2 separate regions of the Mus musculus genome follow, and region 2 is linked to region 1. The links are chromatin loops, found by intact Hi-C in ENCODE. Cell type or tissue: heart. All regions are shown on one strand. Each heading gives the region's core, and the rest is flanking DNA. Links, peaks and the distances in the headings are about the cores only.

Region 1 (13,332 bases), core at 3,153-11,152:
GGGTATACAGCCATACCTGGCCTTTTACATGGGTGTTGAGCATAAAAGGCAGGTCTCCGTATTAACACAGTAAGCATTTTACTGACTGAACCATCTCCCCAGCTGCTTCGTTTGGTCTTCCCTCTTAGTGTTAGACATAGACCTTTCCTGGAAAAAAACTCACCCAAAAGAGCTCACAGCCCACTTCTAGGAGTACATAGCAGGTTTAACAATCTGTGGATAATGGGAAAGATCCAGACTCCAAAGATTTTATCCATGACAGACCCCTGGGCCTTAGTCATCCTTGAGTGAGAGTCGGGAGGGCTGATGGTCAGGTCTGACAAGGCTGCTTGGTTGTCCTTGCTTCCTAAGAGCTCTCCTTCGTCCCAGTTTTGTTCTCTTCTTTTTCATTGAGGTTTTTATTCTGGATCTGTGAATGTCCAGAAGAAAAGATTACATTGCCCAGGCCCCTTTGCTACAGTAAGAAATATTCTGCCCAGTGATGAGGCTAAGGCAGTTGGGTGTTAGCTCACACGTGGGTCCTTATAGTTAGGATTGTACCCTGCCTTTCTCTAGCCAGCTGCTTAAAATAGGGTCTGAGCATGGTAGCAAATGCTTTTCATGCCAGTACCGAGGAGACAGAGGAGAGGCAGGCAGATCTCCATGAGTTAAAGGCCAGCCAGGTCTACAAAGTGAGTTCTAGTCTAGTTAGGGGCCACACCGCCAAAAGAAACAAAAGAAGGGCTGGAGAGATGGCTCAGCGGTTAAGAGCACTGGCTGCTCTTCCAGAGATCCTGAGTTCAAGTCCCAGCAACCACGAGGTGGCTCACAACCATCTGTAATGCAATCTGGTGACCTCTTCTGGTGTGTCTGAAGAGAGCAACAGTGTACTCACATCCATAAAATAAATCTTATCTTGGGGTCTGGAGTTAACTGTAACCCAACCCTATCTTCCAGTTCTGCTCCTCCTTCTCTCTCCTCTTCTGTTGTCTGGTTTCCTCTCCACTCCTTCCTCTTCTTCCTTCTCCTCCTGATTCTCAGATTCCCCCACCTCTTACTTCTGTCTACTCTGCAGCTCCCTGACCCCTTGCTAAAGTGGCAGGTGGCAAGACTGGTCTTCTGAGGACACAGGTAGGCCTTCTGCTCTCCAGCCTGTATGCACATGTCCCTGTCCCAAGGACTCTGCCCTGCCAGAGATGTGTCTCCACCTACAGGAGTCCCAGACCAGATTCAGCTATGTGCCCTGACGGTGCCCTCTTCCCTGGGAGGGAACAGAGAGCCAGCCAAAGTGCTAACCCAAGGCAGCCTGTCCTGTGGCTGATGCCAGTGCCCAACCATGCCTATGGCTCTGTGGTGACTGTGGAGATGCCTGGAACTGGCTGCTACCCTCGGCTGAAGACCATCTGGCTGTGTCCTCTGGCTTCCTCAGAAGAGAACTCTCTTAAATATCTGGGCAGCTGACACCAGCCTGAGCTGGAAGCTGACCACTGCTATTATCCTTCAGTTCCAAGGTGCCCAGGTGGCAGGAGATAGGCAAAGAGGGTCATCCCACAAACCACAGTGCAGGCCACCATGACTTGCCCTCCTAACCACCACCCCCCCTCTCTGCCAGCCTTCTGTCCCTGATCAGCTCTCACAGTGACAGATGGTGCCTTGAAGCCAAGCCCTGGGCTGGAGTCCAGGGGGACCATGTCAGCTGTGATGGGGTTCCCCTTTCATCCTCCGGCCTAGGTTTGGGGCGGCCCCAGCTCTTCACCTGGCTCAACAGGGCTTAGCAGGCCTGGGGTTGAAGTGCAGAAAGCCACATGGCAGAGTGGCAGCAGCCCTTTGGAAACGGAGGCCTGGCTGAGAGAGGAGAGATGACAAGACTCTGGGCTGAGTTGGAGAACACCGAGCAGCCATACAGAGTCTCTCTTCCAGCTAGCAGCATCGATGACAGGCTGGGCTCCGGTCCTTGGGAACAGATGAAGGACACTTGTTCACATCCAGCTTGTCCTCAGAGCCAGTCTGGGTGCCTAGAAGGCCTCTATTGCGACCACCCCTTGATTGTAGATACTATTCCCACCCAGCCCCCACCTCAGCAAGCCAAGGCCCTTGATCTGGGCTGGCTTAAGGAGGGGGAGGGGTGGCTTCAGGCGACTGCTGGGAAGCACGGCACAGCCTGTGCAGTGTCAGGTGCTGTGATGTCACCTCAGAATTCTCCAAAGGCTTTCCATCTGGAGTCAACACCACCCTCACAGCTGCTCCCTGCGCGGTGGCCCTTGCCAGTCTTGGGCTGGATCGAGTGACTGTCCCTCTGGAAGCCAAGCCTGGGACCGGTTTGGGATGAACAGATTCAAAGATAACTTTTCTCATAGAAGAAGCTTAAGGCAGGAGTTCACTGAAGGGTGGGGTGGTACTTATGGGGTGAAAGAGAAGCATGGGAGAAGTTGCTTCCCTTCCCTACCCCCATGTCTGTCTCTCTGTCTTTCTCTCTTTCCCCACACTGTCTGCTATATACTATGGCTTCTGTGTCTTTAAGTTTTACGGTATCATGAATGTCCTCTGTCCACCTGGTAAATTCCAGTTAGCCTTCAAGAAGCCAACTCAGATCTCCCTGTCACTGGCCTCATGCTCTGCCTCTCTCCTCACGAACAGATTCATTAAAGCCCCCAGCAGCTCCACACACAGGCATGGCATGCCCACTGCTGAGTTAGCAGATGGCCTCATAGCCACCTGTCTCTCAACCCCGCCAGCCAGCAGGGGCTCAAGGGCAACCGAGGTGGTCAGACAGAGCCCAGGAACGGCTTGTCCTCTTTAGACATGTGACCACCAGGGCCTGTCCTTAGGGGTTACAGACAGGTATGAGTATATCACCCTGGTGACGTGTTTGTCCTTGCTGAGGATACATTTGGGACGTTGGAATGCATTGAAATAGGCCTTTATTTGGCAAGGGATGTAGCTCCTTAGTAGAGCTCTACTCAGCATTGATCCTTAGGTTTTAGGTCCCAAGTCAAGCATAAAACTAGGTAACACTTGGGAGTTAGATGAAGGAGAATCAGAACTTTAGGTCATCCTTGGCTACATAGCTCATTCAAGATCAGCCTGTGCTACAAGAGATTCCATCTCAAAAATAAATATTTTTTAAAAGATGTTTATTTATAATAATCTCTCTACAACTTTCCATCCATTAGAACATCTCACAAGGTCATGGAGTCATTTGAAGTTGATCTTAGTTATAGAGGGAGAGCAGAAATATAAAAGTATTAAAAATCAAATTGTTCTTGTGGAACCAAAAATATCTGAATAGTTTCTGTCCCTAGGAAGCCAGGGTAGAGAGCAAGACCAAGGGGACCCATTTTTATCCTTTGGTTCCTGAGAAGATCTGTGACAATAAAATGTGTGGTTGTTTTTAAAAGAGAGAGAGAGAGAGAGAGGTGACAGGTGACAAAGTGATTAACAAGAAAATATAGCACAGCAGTGAGCTAGGGTCACATTATGCCCAGTTCCAGAAAACCAGTGTTGGCAAAAACGGCCTGGAGGAGTTCTGTAAAATCATCACCTGTAAGCGAAGGTGAAGCAGCCCGTGCCAAGGATTGAATGAGCACGTGTGGTGTGCCATGAGGCTGTTCTGAAGAGTTCTGGTGGCACTGGGGAGGTGGCTCCGCAGCTGAGCACCGGCTGTACTTCCAGAGGACTTGGGTTCAATACCCAGCAGCGACATGGCAGCTTACAACTGGCAGCTCTAACACCTGACACCCTCATATAGACACACGTGCGAACAAAACACCAGTGCACATAAAATAAATTAATTACTTTAAAAAACAAAAGAGTTCTGTTGCCTAACTTTTCTTGAGGAGACATGAACTCATGTCCAATTACTCCAAATAGGGCATCAGTGAGAGAGCAAAGAAGCAGTTCTGGGCCAGGGAGGTGGCTCAGTGTGTAAATCAAGGTGCTTGCTGCCAAGCCTGATGACCGGAGTTCAATCCCCAGAACCCACTGTGTGGAAGACACGACCTGAGTCCTGAAAATGGTCCTTTGACCTGGAAAGAGTGTCATGAAAATAGGCCTTTCTCCCACATATACACACACATGGACAAGCACGCACATACACATATAAACAAATGTTGTAAAGAATAAAAGAAAATTCCAACCTTGGGAAACAGTGCGTTAATTGTGCTTACAGGAGCACAGTGAGAGATTGCTTACAGCAGTATGAACAATTCCAAAGTCAGCCGCATCACCAATCCCGCTATGTCCCTCCTCTATACCGTAGCATCACCGTGTGCAGCTGGGCTGGGGGTTGGGTGCAGGAGGATGTGAGTAGTGGGTCTCAGGTGAGAGTCTGATGACCTTTGACTCCTTCCATGAGGAAATACTAGCAAGCGTCTGATCTCACAGCGGTGACAGCAACCCCGTGTCTGGAGCAAGTTCTTACCCCAGGTATTCAAACCTTCACATGTACCTCAGATGGCCCTGTTTCACTAGAGTGTTCCCACCGACTAGAACAGAGCCCCTGAACATTTTAGGCGACCAGAAAAGGGTTTCAGGTGGGAAAAACCCAGAAATAACTCCTAACAAGCAGGACCCCAGCCTGCATGAGGGGAGCACAAAGCCAAGGCCAAGAGTCACACACACTTTTTCTGGGACTGCAGTTATTTATCCCAAAGGCATTCAGAGGATGAAAATTACCCACGAGGGTTCTCCTCAGTCGGACTAGAGAGATGGCTCAGCAGTTAAGAGAACTTTGTGTTTCTCCGGAGGACCCAAGGTTGATTCTCAGCACCCACATCAGGTTCACCACCACCTATAACACAAGCTCCAGGGTGATGACATCTCTGGCCTCTGAGAGCTTGTGCACTCATATGTCATACACACACACACATAATTTAAAATTAAAAAAAAAGAATTTTCCTCCTTCTAAGTTACATATCTTTTATTTTCATATTTCACCATTTAAAAAAAAATCTGAATGCATTGAGATGATGCAGTTTTTCAATGATTTGCATTTCTTTTTTTTAAGATTTATTTATTTATTATATGTAAGTACACTGTAGTTGTCTTCAGATACACCAGAAGACGGCATCAGATCTCATTACGGGTGGTTGTGAGCCACCATGTGGTTGCTGGGATTTGAACTTCGGACCTTCGGAAGAGCAGTCGGGTGCCCTTACCCACTGAGCCATCTCACCAGCCCCCTGATTTGCATTTCTTGTTTCTCCAGAACAGTTAAATATTATTGTAGCCAGGGTGCTTCTTGCAGCTGATGCCGTGTGTGTGTGTGTGTGTGTGTGTGTGTGTGTGTGTGTGTGTTTGCATGCATGCATGTGTGTGCCCCACATACAGGCCCCATGGAAGATGACATCAGATGCCCTGGAGCTAGATTTACTGGTAGTTACGAGATGCCCACTCCAGGTTTGGGGAAATGATCTCGGGTTCTGTGGAAGAACAGCGATTGCTTTCATTGTTGAGTCATTTCTCCAGCCCCTGCCAGCCTCAGATCTGTTACATACCCAAGGATGGTCTTAAGTTTTTATGTCTCTTGCATTTACCCTCTGAGTTCTAAGACTATAGGTGTGTACCAGCATGGTTGGTTTATGAGTACTAGAGAGCTATCCCAGAACTTCATGCGTGTTAGCCAAGCAGTGCATCAAAAGGCTGCATCCACAATCCCTGCAATTGACACCGTCTCCAAAGTGTGAAAATAAAACAGTGATCTAACGTATTTTAAATGGAACTGAAAGTCATTTAAGATAGTAGGCTTGGGTTTTTGCTGGTTTTGGTTTTGGTTTTGGTTTTTGTGTTTGTTTGTTTGTTTGTTTGTTTGCTAAAACTTGCAAGGACACGCTAAAAAGCAGAATTCCAAATGAAGATTGACTTTTTTGTTTGTTTGTTTTCTTGTTTTTTTGATTTTTCGAGACAGGGTTTCTCTGTTTCCCTAGCTGTCCTGGAACTCACTTTGTACACCAGGCTGGCCTCGAACTCAGAAATCTGCCTGCCTCTGCGTCCCGAGTGCTGGGATTAAAGGTGTGTGCCACCACGCCCAGTGAAGATTGGCTTTTTAAAAATTATTTATTTTTAATTTTCATGCACCAATGGTTTGCTTGCAAGTATATATAAGCATCCTGTGTGGACCTGGAGCCCAGAGGCTTTGAGCAACCTTGTGGGAGCTGGAAATCAAACCTGGTCCTTTGCAAAAGCAGCAAGTGTGTGCTGTTAATCTGTGAGATGCTCTCCAGACCCCAGGAACACAAGGGATGTGAGCTGGGTGTGGTGGTGAGACTACACCTTTAGTCTCAGTACTGGGGAGGTAGAGGCAGGCAGATCTGTAAGAATTGGAGGCCAGCCTGGACTATGTAGTGAGTTCCAGGTTGGCCAAGACTGCAGAGTGAGACTCTTGTCTCACCCTCCCACACCACCGAGCCCCACAAAAAAGTGGGGGTTAGGGGTAAAGGGTGGACTGGAGAGCTGGCTCAGCAGTTAAGAGTGTGTAACTCTTCCCCCAAGAGAACCTGAGTCTGACTTCAGAATTCATGTTAGACTCCTCACACAGCCTATAAGTTCAGCTCCAGTGTGTCTGACCAATACCTCTGCTCTCTGCAGGTATCTACATTTCATGTGCATATACCTACATACACACCCGAACACAAACACAATTAAAAATAAAATAAAAATATTTATTAAGAGGTAGGGGGATGAAAAAGGGGGGAAAGAGGATGGAAAAGAGGAAGAAAAGGAAAAAACTAAAAGGTTTGTAAAGTGCTCTGCTTGAGGTGTGGCTGTAGCACGTGAGCCCAGGGCCAGCCCCGCCTCTCTCCCTTGCGCTTGGTTGCCTCAGGATGAACTTTGAGGGTAGACGCCTAACATCACCCTCTTGGACTAGCATGCCCAAAGAGAAGTGGCTGGTGCTAAAATTAACTATTGGCATAGCAGAGGTGACCCACACATGTGACACTGGCAACCGTCTGGTTCTGGGGCACACCTGTTAATGATGCCCGAGAAGTGGGCAGTCCCAAAGGTTGCTGGGCTACAGTGAGCAGGCGGAGACATGGCAGCATCTCCAGTGATGCCTCCATCCCCACACTCTGTCCCCTTCTGGGCCAGTCCTGGGCATGCCCAGAGCTTCACAGACCACACGGGGTTTCAGCCAAGACCGAGGAGGGCAGGTGTGGAGGAGTTGCCTCATCTAGCCAAGGCTGTTCCAGACTTCATGTGGGGAGATAGAATAGGGAATTGAGAGGAGACCAGGAATCCAGCTAGGGCAGTCCTGGCTGGGGAAAGTGTCAGAGCCTCAGTCCCTGGGCTGGGGAAAGGACCCAGGCAGGGGCACACTTCTGATATCCTTGCTGGAGAAGGACTGGATCGGCTCTGCAGCAAAGAATGCAAGCAAGGCTGACCTGGACACTGGATGTGTAATCCTCACCACTGCCTTGTCTTGCATCTCCTGCTGGATGCCTGCCGCAGCTGTCCCAGATTTGTGTGTGTGTGTGTGTGTGTGTGTGTGTGTGTGTGTGTGTGTAAAGCTTGTGTGTATGTATGTCGTTGACGTTGAGTTGTCTTTCACAATCACTTCCTACCTTTTATACTGAGTCAGGGTCTCACCTGACCCCAGAACTTGCCGGTTCAGCTAGCCAGGTTACCCCAGGAATCCTCTGTGTCCATCTCCTGAGCCTTGCAGTTACAGGAAGGCCACCATGCCCAGCAGTATTTAAACATGTGTTGAGAATTCAAAGTTCAGTCTTTAAGCTTGCCTGGAAATCCCTTTACCTATCCCTGTGTTCCTGGCCCTTGTTTGTTGTTTTGTTCCATTTTAGACAGGGTCTCGTGTAGCTTATGTACCCTCCTTATCTATCGACATAGCTGAGGATAGCCTTGAACTCTTCTGTTGATCCTCTTGCATGCTGGGATTGCAAGTGAGCATCACCATGCCTAGTTTATGGGGTGCTAAAGAACAAACCCAGGGCTTCAGCCACGCAGGCAGGCAACACTCTACCACTAAGTCATATCCCCAGCCCCATCTCTAGATGCTTCACCCACTCGTGCTACCTGCTGCTCTTCAACCTGGGGCTCCTTACCCAACAGCTTTTAGCATGGGCCTCTTTCTCTGCCATGGCCCATTTTAAAGAGAACACCCATTGAAGCTCAACTTTGGTACTCAGATCAAGTATAACAAGGACATCCACAAATAGACACGGGACCTGGGGGCACTTCGGAGCCAGCCTGTAGCTCATAATCCCACTCTTCTTTCCCCAACGTTGTGCGGTCATGAAATCTCAACAGTCTGTCGTTGGACTTTCTAACACTGTACCTTGGCTGTTGGTTTAGGTATCTGTCTCCCCCAAGGGCGAGCCATAGGTCTTCTTTTTATTTCACTGATCTCTGTGGCTCCAGGCCCCAGTCAGCATCTAACATACCATCTCAGGGAAGCTTGCGGGTCTGGCCCACGCCAAACCTGTTTGAAGCAGACGGAAAAAGTACCCTGTGAGCGAGATTATGAAATGACAGAGATGACGCGAGGGGCTTTCGAAACCTGGGAAGGCATCCACCCACGTGAATTACAGCCCCTTGCTATTCTTGGACATCAGAGAGGCTCAGGCTTTGACCCAACGCAGCCAACCAGAGCCCGCAGTCAGCTGGAGACAGAGCAGCCCTGCAACGCAGACCTCTGCTGCCGCCTAGTGGCTGCTGGTCTCCTAGTAGCTGAGCTGAGGCTGCAGCAAGCCTCCGGGTTCCAATAGGGGACTAGGGAAAGCAGAGAAGGCCATTCAGGGCCTTCCTTTTTTTTTTTTTTTTTTTTTTTTTTGGCAGTGTGACTCAGGATGATATTCAGTGACCTCCTTCATCTTCCTAAGCATCCGTTTTCTCATCGGCAAAATAAAGATGGCTACTACTCCTATGGTTGCTGTGTAGATTAAAGGAGACTATGCATGGAAGCTGTTTAATAAATCCTAAATATTCAGATGCTAGCTATTGCTAGGCAGTTGTAGGCTAGGCTGGCCTCAAACTCACTGTGAAGCCAGGGATGCCCTTGACCTTTTGACCCTTAACGCCTCCATCTCCGGAGTGCTGGGATTATGGCCATGCACCATTGCGCCCTGTTTACTACGCAGTGCTGGGGATCAAACCCAGGACCTCATTTATGTTAGACAAACAACCAACTAAGCTGCTTCCCCAGCCCCCATTGCTACAATGAAAACAAAGACATCCTCAGAGATGCCCATGTTTCATCCCCCTCTGTCATTAGGGTGCCTCTGCCCGCACGAAATCTCACTCTTTCCCTGCAGTACTAGAACTTCAACCCAAACCCGTGCATGCCAGACACTTACACCACCACTGCACTGCATCCCCAGCCCCAGTGCCTGATGTCTGCAGAGCCGAGATGGGGTATCCTGTCTCTGTTCTGTACGTAGGACCTGGAGGCTGCTCAGTGGTGCTGGGTGAAGGGGTGAAAAGTATTATGGGTAAGTGCGACATGCTTCTAGAGGCTTTCCTGTGTAGGGCACAAGTGAGCTGGCTTCCTGGGTAAAAGCACTCGCCATCAAACCTGACGACCTGTGTTGGACCCCCTGGCACCCACTTGGAAGAAGGAAGAGAACTGGCTCCTGTGGGTCGTCCTCTGAGCTCTACTCATGTGCACACTCAACCTCTCAACATAATAAAGAAATAAATGCGAATTTAAAAAATTAAGATTTCTCTGTACACTCTAAAACTTCTATATTAAACATAATCACTGAGAGGGAGGGGCTAGCTCCTCTTACAGGCATAATCACTTTTATAATCACATAAAAACGTATAATGGGGAGCAGTGGGACTAGGGGGGAAGCTGGTGCAGAATTGCATCCTTCCCCAGTGCACAGCCACCATCTCTTGGTGGCAGTGACGGTAAGTCACAAGCATTCCCTTCCCACATGACTCCCCAGTTCACCCCTGCCTCTCCATGTTGACAGTGAATCACTCCAGGGTATAATTAGGAGCGCCATAGTTCCCTGAAAATCTACATAAGCAACATCTGATGGCAGGTGTGTACCTAGCTCAGAGACAGAGTGGAACACACACACAATGCCCAGGACCTCCCCATACCAGTTCTTGGTGGGCCAGGTGCCAGGACTTTGGTCCTTGGGTGGTCTGAAAACCCAAACCTTGGCTGACTTGGGATGGCATAGTGTTAGGAGGAAGAAGTTGGCTCACATCACTCGTCGCTGCCCTCACTACCTGGAGGAGAGTGGGGTCCATTCAGGGCAGGCCCCACTTCTGTAGTGTGTCCCTTCTTTTTCTCAAGTTTTCTTTATTAAACATTTTTGCTTGTGATTATAAAAGTATACATTTGCTATAGAAATTTTAGAATGTACAGAAAGTCTAGAGAGGGCCAAACCCATTCATAATATAACCATTCACCTGGTAGGTGCCCGTGAGCAGCTCCCGGCCCTTAGCATGAAGAGCACATCTCAGCCTCCCCAGAGAGCATGCTCAGACAAGACACCCAGCACCCTGAGACAAGCACCAAGGGTTGTTTGATGGGTTTCTTTCCTGTTTTCTCTAAACATACATCTAGTTTGTTTTGTTTGAAGGTGAATATGATATGTGTGTGTACATGTCTGTCTGTGTATGCCTGTACATGTGTGCCCGCATGTGTGTGTGTGTGTGTGTGTGTGTGTGTGTGTGTGTGTGTGTGTGTGTAGGCCGTAGGTTGATGTTAGATGTCTCCCTCAATCATTCTCCACATTTTTTTTTCTTGAGACAGAGTCTCTCACAGAATCTGGAGTTCAATTGTGAAAGATCAGCTGGCTTCCAAGCTCCAGGAATCCTCCTGTCTCTGCCTTCCCAGTTTTGGAATTACAGTTATGTGCCATTATGCCTGGCTCTAAATGCACATATTTAATATATTAATATAAAGTGTATTTAATTAACATATTTAAGCATATAATTTAATACATATTTAACCATGTGTGTGTATACTAGGAATCAAACTTAGATCCTCACACCTAGAAGGCAAGCAGTTTGCCAATAGAGTCTCTTTAGCCCTTTTTTGTTTGTTTTTGTTTGTTTTGTTTTTGATACAGGGTCTCTAGTTGAGTTCCTATCCTACCTCCACCCCTCCCCCACGTGCTGAGTTACAGGCATGCATCACCATGCCTGGCTTTATACCTAGTTATTTTAAGCACTGAGGTCACACTGTGTCTCTTTAGGCTACCTACCAAAACCATTCTATTGCATGTAACATCGGTTGTCCTTTGAGTTTCACTCTCTCGGCATTTCTAAATATTGCTGTGATTCAAATCCTTGTATTTATTGATTCTTATTATTTTGTCAGTTAGTGCATTAGCCAGCGTTCCCCAGAGAGGCTGAGAACACAGTTGTCATTCTGTCCTTGAAGCTGGGTGTCTCCATGGTTCCTGGGCTTCACACTGTGTTGGAAGCCTGGGAATACTGGTTTTGGAATCACTGACAGAGACAGCAGCAGCCTGGATGGGGAAATCAACTTGGCAGCAAGAGGGAAGCCGGGAACCAAAAGATAAAAACACTACTACTCCTTCTCCTTCTCCTTCTCCTTCTCCTTCTCCTTCTCCTTCTCCTTCTCCTTCTCCTTCTCCTTCTCCTTCTCCTTCTCCTTCTCCTTCTCCTTCTCCTTCTCCTTCTCCTTCTCCTCCTCCTCCTCCTCCTCCTTTTCCCTCTTCTTATCTGGCTGCTTCCAGAAGATGGGGCCCACACTTGGGGGTGGTCACCCAGCATCAATTAAGGCAATCAAAACAATCCCTCCAAGGCTTCCTGCTCAAGTGATTCTAAATTATAACAGTTTAAACATTTAAAACCAGCAATCCCAGCTAGCATACAAAGCAATGAGTTCCGTGGTGACATTTTCATATACACATGTTGAACTTGACTCACATCTGCCCTTTCAGTCCCCGCCCATGGGCCCCACTCCCATTGGTTTCTGTCTTTCTTCCATATAGCATCCTTTCTGTTGACTTGTGGAGGGGTGGGGGGTGCAGGGAATTGCAACACACACCTGTAACCCCAGCACTCAGAATACAGAAGTGGGAGGATCACAGTTTTCAGACAGTTTGAGCTACACTGTGAGACCTGGCCTCAGAAAAACAAAATGATGGACTAGGGAGATGGCTCAGTGGGTAAAAGATCTTGCTGTGTAAGCATGAAGACCTAAGTTCAAATCCTCAACACCCACACAAAAACAACTGGGCATGACCATGTGGGTCTGCATCTCCACTGTGGTAGAGGACAGAGGCAGGAGGATTGCTGTGTAGACAATGGTTTATGTGTAATGTAGAGGTGTACTACGTTTTGCTGGCTGCTGTTTTAGCTCCAGGTTCAGTGAAAGACTGCATCTTGCAGGAATAAGGCAGAGAGTAACAGAACATGGCATCCTCTAGTTTCTACACAGTAATGTACATGCAGTGGTACACATATGTGCACATGCATGTATAATACACAGAGACCTAAATTTTTAAGCTAAACAATAATAATGTTGATAATAGGAACAATGAAAACAGGAAAGGAGGAGGAGGAGGAGGAGGAGAAGGAGGAGGAGGAATGAAAACAGACAGAATCCAGGAAGGCCAACACCCAAGTCAATCATTTTTCATTCTAGGATATAAGGGGGGGAGGAAGAAACCAATAAAAACAGTTAAAAATGGGATTCAGAAATTGAAGTCTGTGCATTTTTAGATGAAAAGGCTTCCGTGCACCCAGAAAAAGTGAGTAAAACACACGTAACTCAGGTGCAGTGCCGTGAGATTTCAGGACCCTGGAAGATGGGGATGATTTGATTCAACACACTCCAGAGGGAAGAGAACACGTGACATAGACTCCCTGCAGATCAGTGTCTGGCTGCCCAGCAGCCACTCTGAGCAAGGAGACAATGAAGCCACTTTGCAAGAAAGATTATCTCCAGTCTAGACCATATGCCCAGCCAACTGCCAATAAAATAGAATTAAAGGGCATTTTCAGATAAGCAAGTTCCCCCAACATTGACCTAGTGGCCACCCTTTTTCTAGAAGCTACTGGGGGGGTGTGCTCTACCAAAGCAAGAAACAAAGCCTAGAAAGAGAGCCAGGAAACAGGAAGGATAGGGCGGCCCAGCCGCAGAACCCAGGATGACGATGAAGGCACAGCCCAGGGAAGCCGCCAGGCACTTACCATAGCTATATTCGTGATGTCCACTGTCTCAGCTAGCCACTCTACCCAGATATAGAAGAGACAGGTCCCAGGGAATGTAGCCCAGCACTACCCCCTCCCGCAACAGATCTTACTACATACCCAAGCCAGCCTAGAGTCTGCTGTGTAGACCAGGCTGGTTTCTATCTGGTGTGGAGGTAAGGCTTGTGCTCCATCCCCAGTCTTCTAGTTTGGTAT
Region 2 (8,000 bases), core at 1-8,000, 330 kb before region 1:
GAAATCTCCTCAGTAGAGTATCGTGCAGCCATAGAAATGATGATTGGAGCTGGGCATGGTTGCATAGACTAAGCCCAGCACTTGAGAGGTGGAGACAGGAGGATCAGGACTTCAAGGCTAACCTGGGCTACTTAAGGTTGTCTCAGTAACAAGCAAAAAAGTGTTTAGATGAAAGCTATATAGCAATTGTCTATGTGTCCCTCTTATAGCACCAAATGAACAGAATTTTGATGAAAATAAATCCATGCAAGATTTTCGGGTTTTTTGAAGTAATACCTCACTGTAGCCCACATTGTCCTAGAACTAATGATCCTCCGCCTCGTCCTCCTAAGTCCTGGGGTGACAGGCCTGTGCCACCAACCTGGCACAGTCTCAATGTCATGTACGGTATTTACATGAACCAAAGCACTAGAAAAGAAAGTTTAAAAGTGAAAATAGTTATGTTAGTAATATGAGCGAGTGGGAATGCCCTGGTGTATTCTTCCACTCTGGTTTTATATAATAGTGTCTTGTGTTCGTTACTCCCGAAATCAGAGTGTGGGTGGAGATCCGGGCTGAGGAGCTGCTTCTCTGTAGAATGATGTTTACGGTTGTTGAAAGAATGGGGGGAATATGGGTCTATCTCACTACAGAAGGAGTGCCGGAAGCTCCAGGAATTGACAAGGCTCAGATGGGGAAACGAGGGTACCTGACCCCAAGCAGCGCCCAAGAACACCTTTTCGCCATTTGGAAGAATGAAGGTACTAGAGAAATTGTCTGTCTGTCTGTGGATTTGATTTCCTGGATCATTTTATTAGTCCACCCTCTTACTACCTTAACTGAAGTTCTAATTAATGTAGCTCCCACCTGTAATTTCTCCACTGGTCTGGGGCAAGCTTCAGGGCACATTGACTTAGAGCCATTAAGAAGCAAGGTAGGTCACACCCCCTACCAAGAACTTGGTGCAGCCGAGCCCAGTCACTGCTGCACTACTGCATTCTGGAAGGCTTATTGTCACTCATCTTTTTCAGATGTCCACTAAAAGGGATGTTTTAGCTGGGCAGGTGGCACACACCTTTAGTCTCAGCACTTGGGAGGCAGAGGTAGGTGGATCTCTTGAGTTCAAGGCATGGTCTATATAGTGAGTTCCAAGAAAGCCAAAGCTACTTAGTGAGACCATCTTGAAACCCCCCCCCCCAAAAAAAAGATCTTGTAAACATTCATTCTATGCAGATTCCTTCTGTGAATCAGAGTGAACTTTTGTATGTTTCAGTTCCCTGCAAAAAGGGAAATCTTCCCCTTTCTGAATACATAAGATGGCCAGTGCAGAGACCTCGAAGTCCTCAGCCATCTTCCAAGATGGTGTCAGGGCACTAACGATGGTCTCTGCAAAGGAAGTGCTCTGGGCACTGATTGGTCTCTGCACAGGAAGTGTTCTGGGCACTGATTGGTCTCTGCACAGGAAGTGTTCTGGGCACTGATTGGTCTCTGCACAGGAAGTGTTCTGGGCACTGATTGGTCTCTGCACAGGAAGTGTTCTGGGCACTGATTGGTCTCTGCACAGGAAGTGCTCTGGGCACTGATTGGTCTCTGCACAGGAAGCTCATAGACAACCATGGTATCGCCAGGATTACAAGAGTGGAAAAGTACCGCATTCGTTAAGTGCTTTCTGTGGCAGGCTTTACTCAGGCTTGGTTCATTTTCTCCAAGCAGTTTTAGGTCAGCTTACTTACGTCTCTGATCCAGTTTGCAGAAGAGCCCTCTTCACATACCTATAGAGAAAGGATGTTCCATTATCTTTTGTTTTTAAGAGACTAAACTTTATTTGACTTGATTTTTTTTTTTTATTTTGATTAATTTTGTTCAGAGTCCAAAATAGCAAACATTTTTTTTGTTTGTTTTTTGTTTTTCGAGACAGGGTTTCTCTGTGTAGCCCTGGCTGTCCTGGAACTCAGTTTATAGACCAGTCTGGCCTTGAACTCAGAAATCCGCCTGCCTCTGCCTCTGCTGGGATTACAGGCTGTGCCACCACGCCCCTGCTTGCAAACATTTTGTTATGTATGTAAGATTCCACACCTAGGAGGGAGGGTGACTTAAGCTTCCTGTTTCTTCATAGCTCATTTCCTTACTGAAGTACCGTTGGCCCTCAGCATCTTCATCTTATCTTACTGCATACAAGCTGTCCTATGCCCAGGCTGACTTTGTTTGTTTTTATAAGAAGTATTTTCTTATTCTGCATAGCATCCCATATCCTGTTTTGATTTGTTTTTTTTTTCTTAGTAACATTTTTATGTTTTTATGCATAAATGGCTTAAATGGTCTTGTTGGTTACTTTATTTCAACACAGGATTCTTTCTGAATTATCTTTTTTCGGGATTGGATGATATTGGCCCAGAGTCCAGTTTCAACCCCAGTATGTTCTTTCTAGACTTCATAGTCGTACCGCCATCCAGGTAACTCCTTTTAACTTACTCTGCATGAAAAGGGTGGGCTGAGGAATTGAGCAGGGTCACGTAGGAGGGCCTGGAAGGGTTGGGCCACTGAGAAATCAAACAGCTGTCAAACCAAGGTTGCAGGTAGTGGCCTGAGCATTCTCTGTCATTTGGTTGTCCTAGACATAGGTGGTTGTTTCTAGTGGACTGAGCTGTGCTTCTTTCAGTAAATAGTTAGGAGGCTGAAAAACATTCATGAAGCCTGTATGCCACCCTGTAGGTACCGTCCCGTCAATCGCCTGGGTGACCAGATGTTCACTAATGGCCAGACAGTAAACTTGCAAGCTGTCATGAAGGATGCAGTTTTGATCCGGAAACTTCTGGCGTTGATGGCCCAAGAACAGAAACTGCCCTGTGAGATGACAGAACTCACCATAGACAAGGTCAGAGCTGCCTCGGTGTTGATACAATGTCTTGGTTAAGGACAGGTTTGGTAAGAACTACACACTTGGTTCTAACTGTGTGGACACAGATGTTGTGGCTGCTGCAAGATGCTACCTGCAGTGGGCAGCACCCCTGGTTGGCAGTGTGACTTGTTAGGACAAGTGCAGGCCTGATTATAGATAAATGTAGGTATTGTTTGGGTTCAATATCCAAAGATCATGCCAGTGGTTTTAGTCACTTTGATTTCTTGGACGCATCTTCACTATACAGTGTATGACATTTATGGTGAGGTTTCACACCCAGGCTGTTCTTGGAGGTCTCAGTAGTCATCTTCCCTCCGGCTCTAAGGATGTGTGTGTTGGCTCAGAAAGGTCTTTAGCAATGGAGCCAGGAAGACGATGTAGAATGGGATTTTCTAGAATAAGACCATCCCCACTGACAGTTACCTAGCCCTTTCCAGGTCTTACATCAAACTCTGTAAATTAAAGCTAAATTGGGTATTCAAAGTGACTTGCCAAGGTCACTCCATCCCTGAACTGTGGTCAGGATGTAAATAGAATGGCTTTTTCTAGCTTTGGAGAGACAGACCTCTCATATTCCATGTCATTTGCTCAGACAGTGCTGCTATAAGCCAGGGTTGTCCCAGGGTGACACCATTGTCTCCTGGGCACATAGCTTTGGATGACTTCTTGACCCTTTGTCTGGTTCTACTGAACTTTACTGATGAGTCAGTGTGGATGTGCTTTTAACAGCATAAGAAAGAGTTGCCATCTGCAGGTCCTGGTCCAGTGTGGAAGACTGAAGACCATAGGATAATCAAATCCAATGAGTAGGAATGAGAATTTTATTTTAGTGACCCTTAAGAGTAGAGACTAGCTTTTGTCAATAGTAACAGGGCTCTATCTCTAGGGGGAAAAAAAAAAAACAAACAATACTGTCTTGATCCCTCGGCTAATTTCCCTTTAATTAATTAGACATATTCTTGTTTTTTTCCTATTTGTGTTCATCATTGTATTCCCATGGCACTGATCTCTCAGGAGCTGTCCCCTAGGGACTAGGGACATACCAGAAGCCAGGGGACAAGGTCTTGTTCATTTCAACAGCAATCATGTGACTATAAGCAGTGAGTTTGACTAGACAGGCCTCTGCCATCATGCAGGTGGTGAAAGGACTGTAATGTTGTCTGCAGAACTATATGTACCCTCCAAGATGACTCCTTTATTCCCTGGTAATGGGGACAAACCCAGATTATCACTGTGGCATTGTCATCTGCCTTCACACACTGTTTGTAGCCAGATGGGGCCAGTAGGTGGTGCTCTAAGGACCTCTGTGTTTCTCTTCCCTGGGTAGGTAAGAAGAAGAGTCAGGATTAGGGATAGAAATATTTTTACATGATTAGATAAATATTTAAGCTTGAGGATGAGCCAGTTAGCTTAGTCTAACCCACTTGGGGACTCACATTATAACTGGTGACATACAGTATTATATGGCAAACATTTTTCTTAAGAAATTATTCTACCTGCATTAAAATAATAGTAATGTTATTTGGTGGTGGTGGCTGTTATTATTATTATTGTTATTGTTATTATTATTATTATTATTATTATTATTATTATTATTTGGAGACAGGGTCTCATGTATGTAGCCCATGCTGGCCTTTAAGTTACCATATAGCCAGGGCTGCCCTTAAACTTCTGATGCCCTGCTGCCACCTTCCAAGTGCTGGGCTTACTGTGTGCCCCATCGCTGCCAGTTTCTGTGCTGCTGGAGATGGAGCCAGGGCTTCCAGCAAGCTAGGCAAGCCCTCCACCGCACTTTTATGAATTCACTAATGTTTTCCTAACCCTGTAACTGAAGTAGCAGTTCCATATGAAACTGTTGTCTGGTGGGACCCTCAGCAACAGAGTGCCCACGGGAAGGGCTGCTAAGACCCCCTTGGTTTGGGTGGACTAGACATTAAGAAGCTTAAGATAGAACCTGCTTACGTTATTTTTTAAATCTTAGTGTAGTTTTGATTTTGAGACCAGATTTTGCTCTCCTACCTCTACTTCTCAAGTGGCTGATAATTATAGATATATGCAATGCTGCTGTGCTGATGAATTTTGAGTTCATTTTATAACTAAAAGAGACAAGCTGATACATTCATAGAGGGGCTGGAGCTGATGTGTACTACTGATACACACTAACAAGTACAGTACCATCTGTCAGCTTCCAGGGCTTCTTTTCTTTTTTTAATATAAAGATTTAATTTATATGAATATGGTGTAGCTGTCTCCAGTCACACCATAAGAGGGCATTGGATCCCATTACAGATGAGTCACCATGTGATTGCTGGGATTTGAACTCAGGACCTCTGGAAGAGCAGTCAGTGCTGTTAACCTCTGAACCATCTCTCCAGCCCCCTTCCTGCTCCCCTTTTTGTTTCTCATTAAGGGCTAGGTTGAGTAACCAAGTGTTTTTTCAATCACTCCTATTTTCCTGCCTTTATCTTCCCAGGAAAATGACTCCTCAGTGGCTATCGACCGATCCTTCCTGGGTTTGCTTCCAGGCCCGTCTCTCACAGATAAACTTTACAACATTTGGATTCGCCTTCAGAGCCACGTCAATATTGTGTTTGACAGTGAGATGGACAAATTGATGTTGGAAAAGTACCCTGGCATAAGACAGGTGAGCAGTGAATTGGATTCCGATCACATGTTGGTGAGGGTCAGCAGCTAACAACTGGTCTGCATCCCCGGCTCGCGTCTGCATGTGTAGAAATAAGTGCACATTATACTCACTGTTTCAGAAGCAAGAAGACAGTAGACATGACTGAACTATTTAATATTCTGGCACTTTTTTGCTCTGTGTAGATCCTAGAGAAGAAGGAAGGCCTGTTCCGGAAGCACATGATGGGAAAGCGAGTTGACTACGCAGCCCGCTCGGTCATCTGCCCAGACATGTACATCAACACCAATGAGATCGGAATCCCCATGGTACGTGTTTGTGGGCAGGCCTCATTTTGCTACTGGTGGCTGGGAGATAGGTGTGCCATCAAGGGCTGGGGACAGAGTTGATGGTAGATCAACATGGCTCCAATGGGGACAGCTTCCACTGCTTCACATGTGGAAGGAACTTGAGGTACAAAATGGTTTTGCCATCCTAGAAGACTTTTGCCCCAGAGCACCTTAACCTAGTCTTTAAACCTTTCTTGTCCAACTGAGTCCATGACGGGAGAAGAGGAGGGCAGGGATGTCAGTCCGACTTGAGTGTCTGGCAGTGGAGATGGGAGAGAGCCCTCAGAAGGACAGCGAGTGTGTATCATCTGTCTCTCCCAGTTCCAGGGGTGAGTGGCTTGCCTGGTCACCCATTAGCGCTCCTTGGCGAGCCAGCTTCCTTTTCTCACTTCCCCGCCAGTTAAAGCCTTGGTGCTCATTAGCAGCACTCTCTAGCCGACTTCCTCCTTAATGGGCCTCGAGGTCAATAATTCGAGGACGGTTTAATTCCCTCTGTGCAGAGTTTCATTTCCTTACACGCCACCCTGCCTCTCTTGGGGCAGCTGGTAATAAGCAGAGCTAAAGTGTTCTGAGTCTTGGGCACAGTTTGGCTTCCTGGGCCTGATGTGTCAAGAACAGGCAGAGAGCACAGTTCCTGGGTTCATTGCCTCCCGGGAACCAGAGGTCTTCGCATCCAAAAGCTGAAATATATACCAAGGAAAGCCAGTCATAATATCCTTAAGTTTGAATCTCTGGGAGGAAAGGCCTGGTAGGCAGAAGGTAGAAGCCATCCAGGCTCTGACCTCAGTGCCTGGAGTGTCCCCAGCTTTGCCTTGTACCTCCATAGCATTCTGATCTTTTCTTTTTAAGATCTGGGTTTATTTGCTAATAGCTTGTATCCTGAGGAGAGACTCTAATGCTCTCCACCTTATTGACCCCCACCTTAACCCAAAATCTCAGAGCCATGTAGGCCTGAGGTTAATACAGGGTGACCAGGAAGAACAGTGCTAACCCTGCTCCCCTCCCCCACAGTGCACCAGAGGGGTTATGGGAACAAGAAGGTGAGAGAAAATGAGACTAAGCTAACCTGGCAGGGTTCCACACACCGGAGCACTGCCTCCTAAAGCTGTGGGCCGAGTGATGGGCAAACAGTAAACAAGCCCATTAGCTCGAAGTGAAGGAGGCGGGGCTCTACACTGCTCCCACATACAGACCTGGAGCTTTCACATCCTGGGCTCTGGAGTCTGTGTGTGTGTTGAAGGAGCAAGTAAGTGAACATCTGTGACTCGGAAACTTACTTCGCTGGAGAGAACTCACTTGCTTTAGAGCAAGTTTCAGGCCTAGTGTTGACAGAAGAACACTTCACGTTCTCAGGGGTCAGAATTGCAAATCCATTTCCTCTTCAGCGCCACTCTCTGATGCCATGCCTGGGCTCAGTGGAGGTCACTAAGCAGTTAGTGACACCTGCTGGGATGGGGAGGGGTGTGGTCGCTTTCAAGCAAGTGCCCCGTACTACCCCTTTGGCAACACAGACTTTATTGGCGGACAGGAAAGGGTGACGTTTTGGTGGGTGTACATTTAAGAGAACTAATCTGTAAGTTGCCCTGTCTGTTCCCTTAAGAGAGCAAGCCTAGCAAAATAGTTCAGCAAAGGAGACATGTTGCTCTGCCTGTAGAAAGGCCTTGGCTAAGCAAGACAGCTCTCCACAGTTTGGGAAGAAACCAGGCAGCTCATTTTGTTAGCTTTTGTATTCCTGTAACCTTTGTCTGCCCATTCTGAATTTTAACATGCCATCCTTCTTTCTAGGTATTTGCCACAAAACTGACTTACCCTCAGCCAGTTACCCCCTGGAACGTGCAGGAACTGAGACAGGCAGTCATCAATGGACCCAATGTGCACCCAGGAGCCTCCATGGTCATCAACGAGGATGGCAGTCGCACAGCCCTGAGCTCAGTGGATGCTGCGCAGCGGGAAGCTGTGGCCAAACAGCTCCTGACACCAGCCACAGGGGCTCCGAAGCCTCAGGGGACAAAAGTTGTAAGTAAGAACATGGGTTTGTTCATAACTTCCTAGTTCCTGTCTGGTTCCAACTTGCTGCCTCTGAGCAGGGCTAATCAGAGGATGGTTCTCAGATCAGAAGCAGCTTCACTGGAACTAAGGAGAGAGAGAA

What was found. A loop is a pair of places that touch in the nucleus more often than their neighbours do. Peaks named below come from ENCODE experiments on the same cell type or tissue, not always from the same donor. Only the 100,000 strongest peaks of a DNase experiment are listed, where the experiment ranks them.
Region 2: it touches region 1 in a loop (2.1-fold over the local background); 9 of 42 quality-filtered maps call a loop at or near these places.

What each region holds. Positions count from the first base shown.
Region 1 is chr6:72,252,788-72,266,119 of GRCm38, forward strand. It overlaps Gm30782 (a long non-coding RNA gene), which reads right to left and starts at 2,141. Exons shown (of 3, transcript XR_377760.3): 1 at 1,736-2,141; 2 at 164-409. In heart, for the core only: no CTCF peak of the experiment used is centred there; DNase peaks (open chromatin) are centred at 6,894 and 8,584; H3K4me3 peaks cover 605 bases; H3K27ac peaks cover 2,851 bases.
Region 2 is chr6:71,923,958-71,931,957 of GRCm38, forward strand. Polr1a (polymerase (RNA) I polypeptide A) reads left to right here. Exons shown (of 34, transcript NM_009088.3): 7 at 633-740; 8 at 2,327-2,432; 9 at 2,692-2,854; 10 at 5,352-5,522; 11 at 5,708-5,830; 12 at 7,637-7,867. Among named protein-coding and RNA genes, the nearest start is that of Polr1a, 19 kb to the left of the region's middle. In heart, for the core only: a CTCF peak has its summit at 4,172 (motif pointing right); a DNase peak (open chromatin) is centred at 6,264.